Linked DNA regions of Homo sapiens: region 2 is linked to region 1. A link is a loop called in an ENCODE intact Hi-C map of the cell type or tissue named here. Cell type or tissue: endothelial cell of umbilical vein. All regions are shown on one strand.

Region 1 (5,000 bases):
TGGCTGCCATGGAGAGGACTGTGTGTGTGTGTGTGTGTGTGTGTGTGTGTATGTGTGCATGTGCATGCATGTGTGTCAACTAGACACAGGAAGAAGTGGGGGAATAGGTAAGTGCCTAGTTGATGATGGTGATGTGGTCTAGGATGGTAATAAGAGAAATGGGGTAGCTACCCCAGTGTTTATAGATGCACATGTAAATATATTTATCCAAGGTTTTAGGTTGTAAAATATAATAACGCATTCCCAAATACTATTGCCTTGTCAGAATTCCTTTTTTTGTTTATTCCCAATTATTTGGATTACGCATGTATATTCGGGCTAAACATGTACTCCCAGAGAAATGCAGCCATGGTCATGGCCTAAAGAGGGAAGAAAACCAGGTAAGACCCTCCTTACAGAATGATGTTAGGTTTATTTGTTTGTCATGTAGTCCAAAAGGAGAGTTTACAACTATACTGCTTCAAGCAATCAAAAGACTTCTATGTGATTTTTTCCTCCCTGCATGTCATTTCCTTCTCTAGGCTGTGCAAAAAGAAAGGTTACACACACTTTAAAGATGAATACATCAAACAATTACAGCCCTGAATAGTCTCATGCACTAATGATGGGATCCTAAATTAGTTTAATATTTGGGGATGGCAATCAACATTTAACAGAAGGTTAATAAGATGTATGCTTTTTGACAGAGTCATCTTGCTTCTAGAAATTTGCCTTAATAAAATAGTAAAGTACATTTGAAAAAAATTAGATGCAAGATATAGTTGTAAAATATTGGAAGTAAAGTAAGTTTTCATGGTGTGGAATTGAATTAAAATATTCCACTTGTTAAAATTGATAATGGAATGTTCAATACTTGATAAAATGTATACAAAAATCTTGCTAAGCATGCTAAATACATTAAAGATAGTTTTTATAAAAATTTATACAAAAGTATAGGTAGATAACTAAATAGATAATCTCATTACTGTTGTATGAATGTCCCCCAAATTGCATGTGTTGAAACTTAATTGCCAATTTGACATTATTAAGAAGTGAGGCCTTTAGGAGGTGATTAAATCACGAGGGTACAATTTCATGGATGAAATTAGCAACCTTATAAAAAGTTGGATGGGGTGAGTTCCCTCCTTTCATCCCTTCCACTGTGTGAATCTATAGCTTCTGTCCCCTCAGAAGGATGCAGTAACAAGGCATAATCTTGGAAGTAGAGGTTAAGCCCTCCAGAGACATTAAACCTGTTGGCTCCTTGAACTAAGACTTCTGAGCCTTCAGAACTCAGGGAAATACATTTCTGCTGTTTATAAATTACCTAGTCTGTGGAATGTTGTTATAGCGGCACAAATGGACTAACACACACACACATATACACGCACACACACATACATATATGTGTGTGTATATATATATATATATGCATACACAGACACAAAATTTTTTCTTTTTGATATTTTATTTCAACAAGCAACATCTATTTTGCTGTTAAAATCGAATTATAGGATTTTTAAACAAAATATATAGTAACTTAGTTAAAATGTTGTTCTTCATTGCCTTTCCTGTAAATTTTAAAAAATCTGTCTTCTCTGAGTTAGAAATAGCATTTAACTCAAAAATCATAAAACAAAACAAAAATTTATTTTATCTGCTCTTTCTCTGATTTCAGTTTTTTTCTTAAATTACACTCTTTGATAAACATTATCACTCTGTTCTGCCTGTCTTAGCTGTAGAGCTTAATTACCACCACTTTTTACTTATCTCTCTGGACATTCCACTTTTTTCTGGTTAAAAATAACCCCTTCTTTCCGTAATGAATCATTCGTAATGAGTACATTCCAAGGTACTCATTGCTAAGGTTTGTCTGAAAGCTATTCTTGAGAGTTTGTTTTTTGAGAGTCAGACTGGCTTTTTCCTGACCCAGATTTCTTTTATTCAACATAAGCTTTGCACTAGGCTGTCACTAAGCAAAGGAGAGTCAGGCAGGACCTGGGCCTTAGGGTTACAGATGGCTTGTGGCCCTGTTTCCGCATTCATTGTATTCTGCATTAAGGAACTGGTTAAAATGCAGGGTGAACTGGCTCTGCCTCAGCGTGATTTATACCACAAACATTCCCTCCTGTGAATAACAGCAATCAGTCCACAGGCACATGCTTCTTACACTTCTCCAACATTTCTTGTCCTTTGTACCCATAGAAAAGTAATGCCATTAAAGCTTGTGTGTTGCGCCTGTGCCGGCAGAGACAGACGCTGGCAAGAACTACTGTTCAACAAGCAATAATGAACAAACCCCACATGCGTCAGGTTTATTGAAGTAGGCAGAGTGAGAAATTTGAGGTTTGAGTGACAGGTGTGTTTAGTTAATAGAAAAGATGCATTATTTAACTTTTTAAATCTTTTTTTTACAAATCATATAAATGTAATCAAATTTTACATATTGAATTCTCTTTTCTCAGTAGTGTACAGCATCCGTCTTCGTGGTTCTCCACCTTTTCCAAACTGTGGGTGTTAAGGTACTGAGAAGTTAGTGTGCTCATTATGGCAGTGACACATGGTGTCTGAAGAGTAGTTTGGAATACTATACAACCTCTGTCATCATTAAATTTGCATAGATTTAGTTCTGCATGTAACATGCTTGAAGTATCCTATCGATTGCTCACATGAGTTTCCACATTGACACTGAATGTGAACATTATTGTTTTTATGAAACATTTAATTAGATCTACTCAAAGTATCAAAAATTACACAATTTAGCTCTAATTACATTTTAAATATTTGTTAGTCATAATTCACCTTTGCCTTTTTATTATAAGAAGCCATTTTGAATATTAGAATAAAAAAAACTTTGAAAGCCTATATAGAAGCTTTTGTGTTTAATAACTGTATTTTAAAAAATTCAGGCTGGGCGCGGTGGCTCACGCCTGTAATCCCAGCACTTTGGGAGGCCAAGGCGGGCAGATCACGCAGTCAGGAGATCAAGACCATCCTGATTAACATGGTGAAAACCCGTCTCCACGAAAAAATAAAAAAAATTAGCCGGTGTGGTGGTGGGCGCCTGTAGTCCCAGCTACTCGGGAGGCTGAGGCAGGAGAATGGCATGAACCTGGGAGGCGGAGCTTGCAGTGAGCCGAGTTGGCACCACTGCACTCCAGCCTGGGTGACAGAGTGAGACTCCGTCTTAAAAAAAAAAAAAGTCAAATTTTGTACATTTTGAATATATTTATATTTTTAATCAGTTTGACCATTACTTTCGAAAGAAAATATTATGTAAACATCACGATAAAAATTACATAATTTGTAATGTTACAGTGGAAGTAGAAGAAACAAATTATACGTAGGAAACATATATAAATGTATGAATTATCTGTTTATTAAACAAATAATTATTTGGTTACATTTATATTTTAACTATATTTTATTAATCAAATACATTATATAAGTTTATTTTATTAACCAAGTTTATTTTATTCATCCAAACCTCTCCTGCCCATAACAGAACACCCAATGGCAATAACAGCGGTTGGTATTTCAGCAATTAGAGGTCACATAAGTATAGCTTTGCATCTAGTTTTCAATTTGTTAATATACAGCATTTTTTTGCCATTCTAGTAGGGCAAAACACTTTTTATTTAGCAGTTTATCAACTCGATTAATCTTTATTTTAGTTACACGGTGTGTGAGTCTTCCTGTGTCCGTTTGCTGTGGACACTGGAAATGTGAAAGTTTGTCTGTCTGAAGAAGGCCCTGGTGACACAGCAGCAGCCTCTCCCCCAAACACTGGAGCTGGATTTAGAGCTGGCCAGTTAGGGAGATTAAAGTGAGCATGGTACTTCAGAGTCAAGCTTGAGCAGACAGAAAATAGTGGAAGTGGGGTAGAAGGCCCGCAAGCTTGGCATTGCTGGAGTGTGATGTGGAAGGAACAGTGCAGCAGAAGACAAAAAAAGATGTAAGTAGGCTTGACTCAGTGCAGCTAAGAACCCAGATGTTATCTTGAGGGTGTTAACTAACAAGGAGTTTAAATCAGAATGGCACATTCTGATTTGTTTTTTGTATGTTCACATTTGGCAGGCATAGATACTGTTTGAAGAGAGGAAAGTCAGTAGACAGAGGTAACAAAGTTAGATATGTGCCAAGTCTAGAAACAAGGGACTAGGGGTATAACGACCTTTCAAAACAAAATGCAAGATTTGAAAACTGATTGGCTGGGGGATGAGGAAAAGGCAGACCTTTAAGTTCAATCCCTGTTTTGCTTTAGGTTGTTAGGGGGTGGTTTTATAACATATTGTAGAATATGTCATTTCAGTTTTGAACGTCTTGAGTTAAATTGTCCTAACATATCTTAAGAATTTGATTTTCTTCCGTGGGAAGCTAATATTTCAAAACCTTAAAGAGTATAGATTTCCAACTTGTATCCAATTTATAAAATTATCCCTAGGCTGCTGATTTCAGGAGGAAGCTCATGAATAGTCTATTTGCAGACAATATATCAGGAGTTAACAACAGCTTCAATATTTGTGGGACAACCAGTTAACTAAGCCACCTCTTAGTGTATTTAGATGGAAAATCTTAGCTGAAGATATTAAATAATGAACCAACAGTGACTAAAAAATTGAATATTTAAGTATATTTCATTGTAATGAATTTGAATCTAAGTAGCCATATACAGCAGCTAGTATTTACCACATTGAACAATGCAAATTAGAGGAAAAAATTAATAACCATATCTAATACCACATGCCAAAATCCTCATAAATTTATTCTAGATAAAGGAGTTCATCAGAAGCAGCAACTGAAAGCACCAACTAAACCAGCTGGTGTTAATTCACTGTCATTCTCTCAGAACCATCTCTTCTCTGAACAAAACAAGTAGAAGAGTTAATTGTGAATCTGCATTTTCCTTACCGGTTTTAAGCTTTTGATGTTGACACTAATTTGTGAAATCCCTCCTGTGGTGTGATATTTCATTTTACTTGCTATTTTGTTAGGAAGAGAATGCTTCAGCTCTTAATTTA
Region 2 (5,000 bases), 130 kb after region 1:
TCTTGGCTCACTGCAACCTCTGCCTCCGGAGTTCATGTGAGTCTCCTGCCTCAGCCTCTCGAGTAGCTGAGATTGCAGGCGCATACCACCACACTGGCTAATTTTTTGTATTTTTGGTAGAGATGGGGTTACACTATGTTGGCCAGACTGGTCTCAAATACCTGACCTGGTGATCCGCCCTCCTCAGCCTCCCAAAGTGTTGGGATTACAGGCGTGAGCCATCATGCCCAGCCCTAGGTGACATCTTCAAGGCATTATATCAACTTATTTCCAAATAGTAATGTGCAAATTTATAATATGTTCATTATTAATGCAATAGATTGATCTGAATTAGTTGACTTTTAACTTTTCTCTGGCATTTCCAGACAATAAATTATTAGAGGTGCTAGCATTCTAACATCCTGTAGACTGATAGACCCTAAAAATAAACTAACATGTTTACATCTTGAAAGGAATATTTTATAGTTTGGATGTTTGTCACCCTGAAACCTCATGTTGAAATGTGATCCCCAGTGTTGGAAGTATGTCCTGGTGCGGGATGTTTGGGCCATGGGGTGAATCCCTCATAAATGTCTTGGTGCAAGCCTCAAGGAATGAGTGAGTTCTCTCTATTAGTTCCCAACAGCTAGTTGTTAAAAACAGCCTGGCACCTCCCTACTCTCTCTCTTGCTTTCTCTTTTGCCCTGTGACCTCTGCACCTGCCAGCTCCCCTTCGCCTTCTGCCGTGGGTGGAAGCAGCCTGAGGAGGCTGAGGCTCTCTCCAGATGCAGACGTGGCCATGCCTCTTGTACAGCCTGCAAAATCAAGAGCCAATAACCCTCTTTTCTTTATGACTAACCCAGCCTCAGGTATTTCTTTCTAGCAATATTAAATAGACTAAGACAAATACTACTGACTGCCATATGCTTCCATTCTTTTTTTTTTTTTTTCTTTTTAAGAACTCGCATGTGGTAGAAACTGCTGTGATTTCTCTTCTGGTTTTGTTTACAGAGGTGCCAGAAGAGATCACTGACTGACCCTCAGCTTTTGTTAAGTAAGTTACTCTATTCTCTGCTTTCTAGTTGGTAACTGTAGCAATAGTGAGGTCAGGAAGAGGCTATTTATCACACTACTTTTCCAATTCATAGGGTGATTCTAAAATGACCAAAAGTTAGATTTCTAGCTTTTTTAACATAATTTTGTTTAGCTTTTAACTCCCAAAGTGTAAGACTAGTCCTCCATTGTTGAAGTAAGAGCTTCATAGTATCTTTCAGCATTATTCTTTAAATACTTATATTGCTTAACTTGCTAATAGATATTATATTTCAGATCATTCCAGGCCTCCAAAAAGAAGTAGCATTTACTATCCTGAAACACACATTTCTTCTCAATCTATTGCAAGTTCTAAGTATCTCACTTACTAAGTGTCTTCCATATAGGTTTCTCTTCTTGAATCTATTAATAAGGAAATGCACTGAAATGACTTAAAATTGGCCATTTTAAATCTAAAACGTATGCCGCAGTGTGGCCTAATTGAAATATTTAGCATTTATTCATGCTAGTTTTTCTTAACACTCAATTTTTTTGTAAGGCATTCTAATTTTTCTTTCATTCCAGTCAAATAAAATTACAACCAACCAAGCCATGGTATTTACAGTATCATTGCTTGTAAATACTTGGAAATATGTTAAAATAACAACTAATATATATATTATATATTATTTCTAAGATAAGTATATATTGGATATGTATATATCATAGAAATTGTCATTTATAAGATCAAAGTAGTCATCAATTTCTATTTTCAAATAATGGTAAGTAAAACTAGGTCCTCTGTATAGACAATAGAATAAAATATGCAGCTAAAATATATAAAAATTGAAGTACTGATGAGATAATTTCCTGTTTTCTAAAGGAAGTATTACTTATTGTGAGTCATTTATTTCTTAAAAATAGATCTCAAAACTTGCTTTTCCATCAAGGTGCACTTTCCTCAGCTGAGTCTGGGCACAGTCACTTCCCACCTAGATTACATCAGTAGACTCCTAAATCCTCACCCTGATTATTCACTTGTCATCCTCACCCAATCAGACTGCAAACAGATGTGAAAGTGATTTTTATAAAAATAAGTCAAACGAAGCCACTCTCTGATTAGAACCCTGCAGTGACACAGGGACTTGTGCAGCGTGATCTGCTGGCACCCATTCTCCACCCCTCCTGTGTGGCTCTGCCATGAATTTCATGTGTGCACCTCCAGCCTTCTTTCCACATCGTCACTACTGTGCAGCAGAAAACAACAGTGGTCATGTCTGTTGTTTTCAAAATGCCACTCGGCCGGGCGCGGTGGCTCACACCTGTAATCCCAGCACTTTAAGAGGCCAAAGCGGGTGGATCACCTAACATTCGGAGTTCGAGACTAGCCTGGCCAACATGGTGAAACCCTGTCTCTACTAAAAATACAAAAAACTTAGCCAGGCATGGGAGCAGGCGCCTGTGGTCCCAGCTACTCGGGAAGCTGAGGCAGGAGAATCACTTGAACCTGGGAGGCGGAGGTTGCAGTGAGCCGAGATCACGCCAAAGCACTCCAGCCTGGGCAACAGAGAGAGATTCCGTCTCCAAAAAAAAAAAAAAAAGACTCCTCAAGAATTATAAGCAAACAAAGCATTTAACCCTACAGAGAGAGTGGGGAAAAGTTTACAAAGAGAACTGGTTTGATACAGTTTCAATCGGGAGCATCTTCCTACTGGAGAAAGGGAAACACAATCAGAGTAAATGACTGCTCGGAGTTCCTGCACCATGTAGTTTTTAGAGTTCAATTTTTCTTCAGCTAATTCATCACAAGGATTTTGAAATTTAAGATAAAAAATGAAGAAAATAAGTAATGAGAGATTTAAGTTAATTAAGTAATAATAATACCAGTCAACAGTTATTTGGTTTTTACCCTGTTATCAGGCTTTGCTGTAAATGCTCTGTGTGTATCAGTTCGTTTAATTCTCTCACCATCCCTGTGAGGCGGACTTGCGCTAGTTATTTATCTGCGGTCTCTCAGCTTTGGGGCCATCCTATACTATATGTGCTTTGATGCGTGTCCTGGGAATTTGTGTATTACTCACACCCCTTCACCTATTGGCTTTTTGTTTAGGTTCTGCCAGTTGGAGGCCCTTTATTCCCCAAATTCTATGGGGCATACCTGCTTCTTGAGGATATTAATCTCACTTCCCTTTAGCATTATTGGCTTATTGATTTTTCAGCTTTCCCATAACTGAATGACCAATTTCCAATGTTAGATTTCCTAAGTGAAATACCCAGAGTGGTTTCTGTTGACTGTAACCTAACTTTTGCAGTATTATCCTCATTTCCATTTTACTGATGAGAAAATTTAAGCACAAAAGTGTTAAGTAAATTTCCCAGAGTCATAAGCATATTTATAATATATATATAGCTTTTAAGGAATGTTAGAAATAGTATATAATTAATTATATATATATATGCATATTTTTTTCTCATCTGCAGCAATATAAAACATGTTTTTATAAGACTAGGGAAATCAGAAAATAATCATGATACACATTTTGGATAAAAGATTCAGGTTACAAAACAATATTCATAGTGGAATCACCCTCTTGTAAAAAATAATATATCACATGTTCATGCATAAAAAGAGACTATATAAATAGAAAACTGTGCAGTAATTATAGCTTAATGATTTTAATTTTGAATTATGAGGTAAAGAAAGACAGCCATGTGAATAACACAAATTTATTAGCTGGAGTGGCATCATTTTCGATTTTTTTTTTGTTTTGAATCTAGTATTTGATTTTTTGTATTCTCTAAATTTTTCAATTTATTAAAGATGTAACAGGAAAAAATAATATATTTTAACATGACTTCACAAGAAATTTATAACAGAAATAGAATAGAATAGAAATAGAATTTTATAACAGAGAAATTCTTTGTGTTGCTTATAGGAATATCTGAGATTGGTTAATTTCTAAAGAAAAGAGGTTGAATTTGCTCATGGTTCTGCAGGCTACACAAGCATGTCACTGACATCTGCTTAGCTTCTGGGGAGGCCTCAGGAAGCTTCCAGTGATGGCCTAAGGCAAAGAGGCCATTGCTGAAAAAGGAAGACAAAACTTTATATAACATATGTTCTCAAATAGGTAAAATGCATAGAACATTTTAAAGAAAATATCAAAAAATATTAATAAAGGAATTTCATTATATGGGAATACTGTGGGAAGCTTTATTGTATATTTGTACTGTGCATTATTCTGGGAAGCAATGAAAACTCTGAATGACTACTCAATTTGTAATACAACATTTTATAGTAACACAGAGTTTTATAGTAACAGAGTTTTATAGTAAATCAATTGTATTCAAAATATCATTTTTAAGTAATTTTTATTTTTAAATAATTATTTCTTGAAGAAAATAGTTATTTTCCAGCAAACATATTTTAATGCAGAAAGCCAGAAAACATATTTAGTTACATTCTTTATTCCATGGCCACTTTGCCTATTTTAAATACATAAGTTTTCTAAGTTTTCTGCTTTTTGCCACCACCACTTTTAGGCACCAAAACCCTGTTGACAGTGTGCACCCAGTTGCAGAAGCACCCTGTGCTGGCCCAGCCTCATGCAGGGCAGTCGAAGCTAGAGAGCTCCTTCTTTTGCCATCCCAAAGCCCAGGGTGCTCATGGAAGTTGCTGCCCAGAGGTGTGTTGACTTCCTCTGTTTCTCCTATGCATTCTGAGGTGGCTCAGAAATAAAACGCAGTCTTCATAGTCTGTACAGGCCTCTCCTCTAGAGAGGAGTTCTGCAGTATGTTCTTGCAGAACGTACCTTGAGTTCTGCAGTACGTTCTGAATGAATGAATGAATGAATGAATGATGGATGAACAAGTAGACTTTCAGATAAATTTTTTCACTTAATCAGGTAGGAAGCATAAGACTCCTAAATGAAAAAAACAAACAAGGTAACACGTCTAGAAAGAAGGAATTGATGAATGTTTTCCAGCCC

What was found. Peaks named below come from ENCODE experiments on the same cell type or tissue, not always from the same donor. Only the 100,000 strongest peaks of a DNase experiment are listed, where the experiment ranks them.
Region 2: a loop joins it to region 1, with 8 times the contacts of the local background. A loop is called at or near these places in 2 of 110 quality-filtered maps.

Annotation. Positions count from the first base shown.
Region 1 is chr7:53,117,773-53,122,772 of GRCh38, forward strand. No RefSeq gene overlaps it. Among named protein-coding and RNA genes, the nearest start is that of POM121L12, 85 kb to the left of the region's middle. In endothelial cell of umbilical vein, no CTCF peak of the experiment used is centred here; a DNase peak (open chromatin) is centred at 1,979; H3K27ac peaks cover 2,908 bases.
Region 2 is chr7:53,245,205-53,250,204 of GRCh38, forward strand. No RefSeq gene overlaps it. Among named protein-coding and RNA genes, the nearest start is that of POM121L12, 210 kb to the left of the region's middle. In endothelial cell of umbilical vein, no CTCF peak of the experiment used is centred here; a DNase peak (open chromatin) is centred at 1,987; H3K27ac peaks cover 625 bases.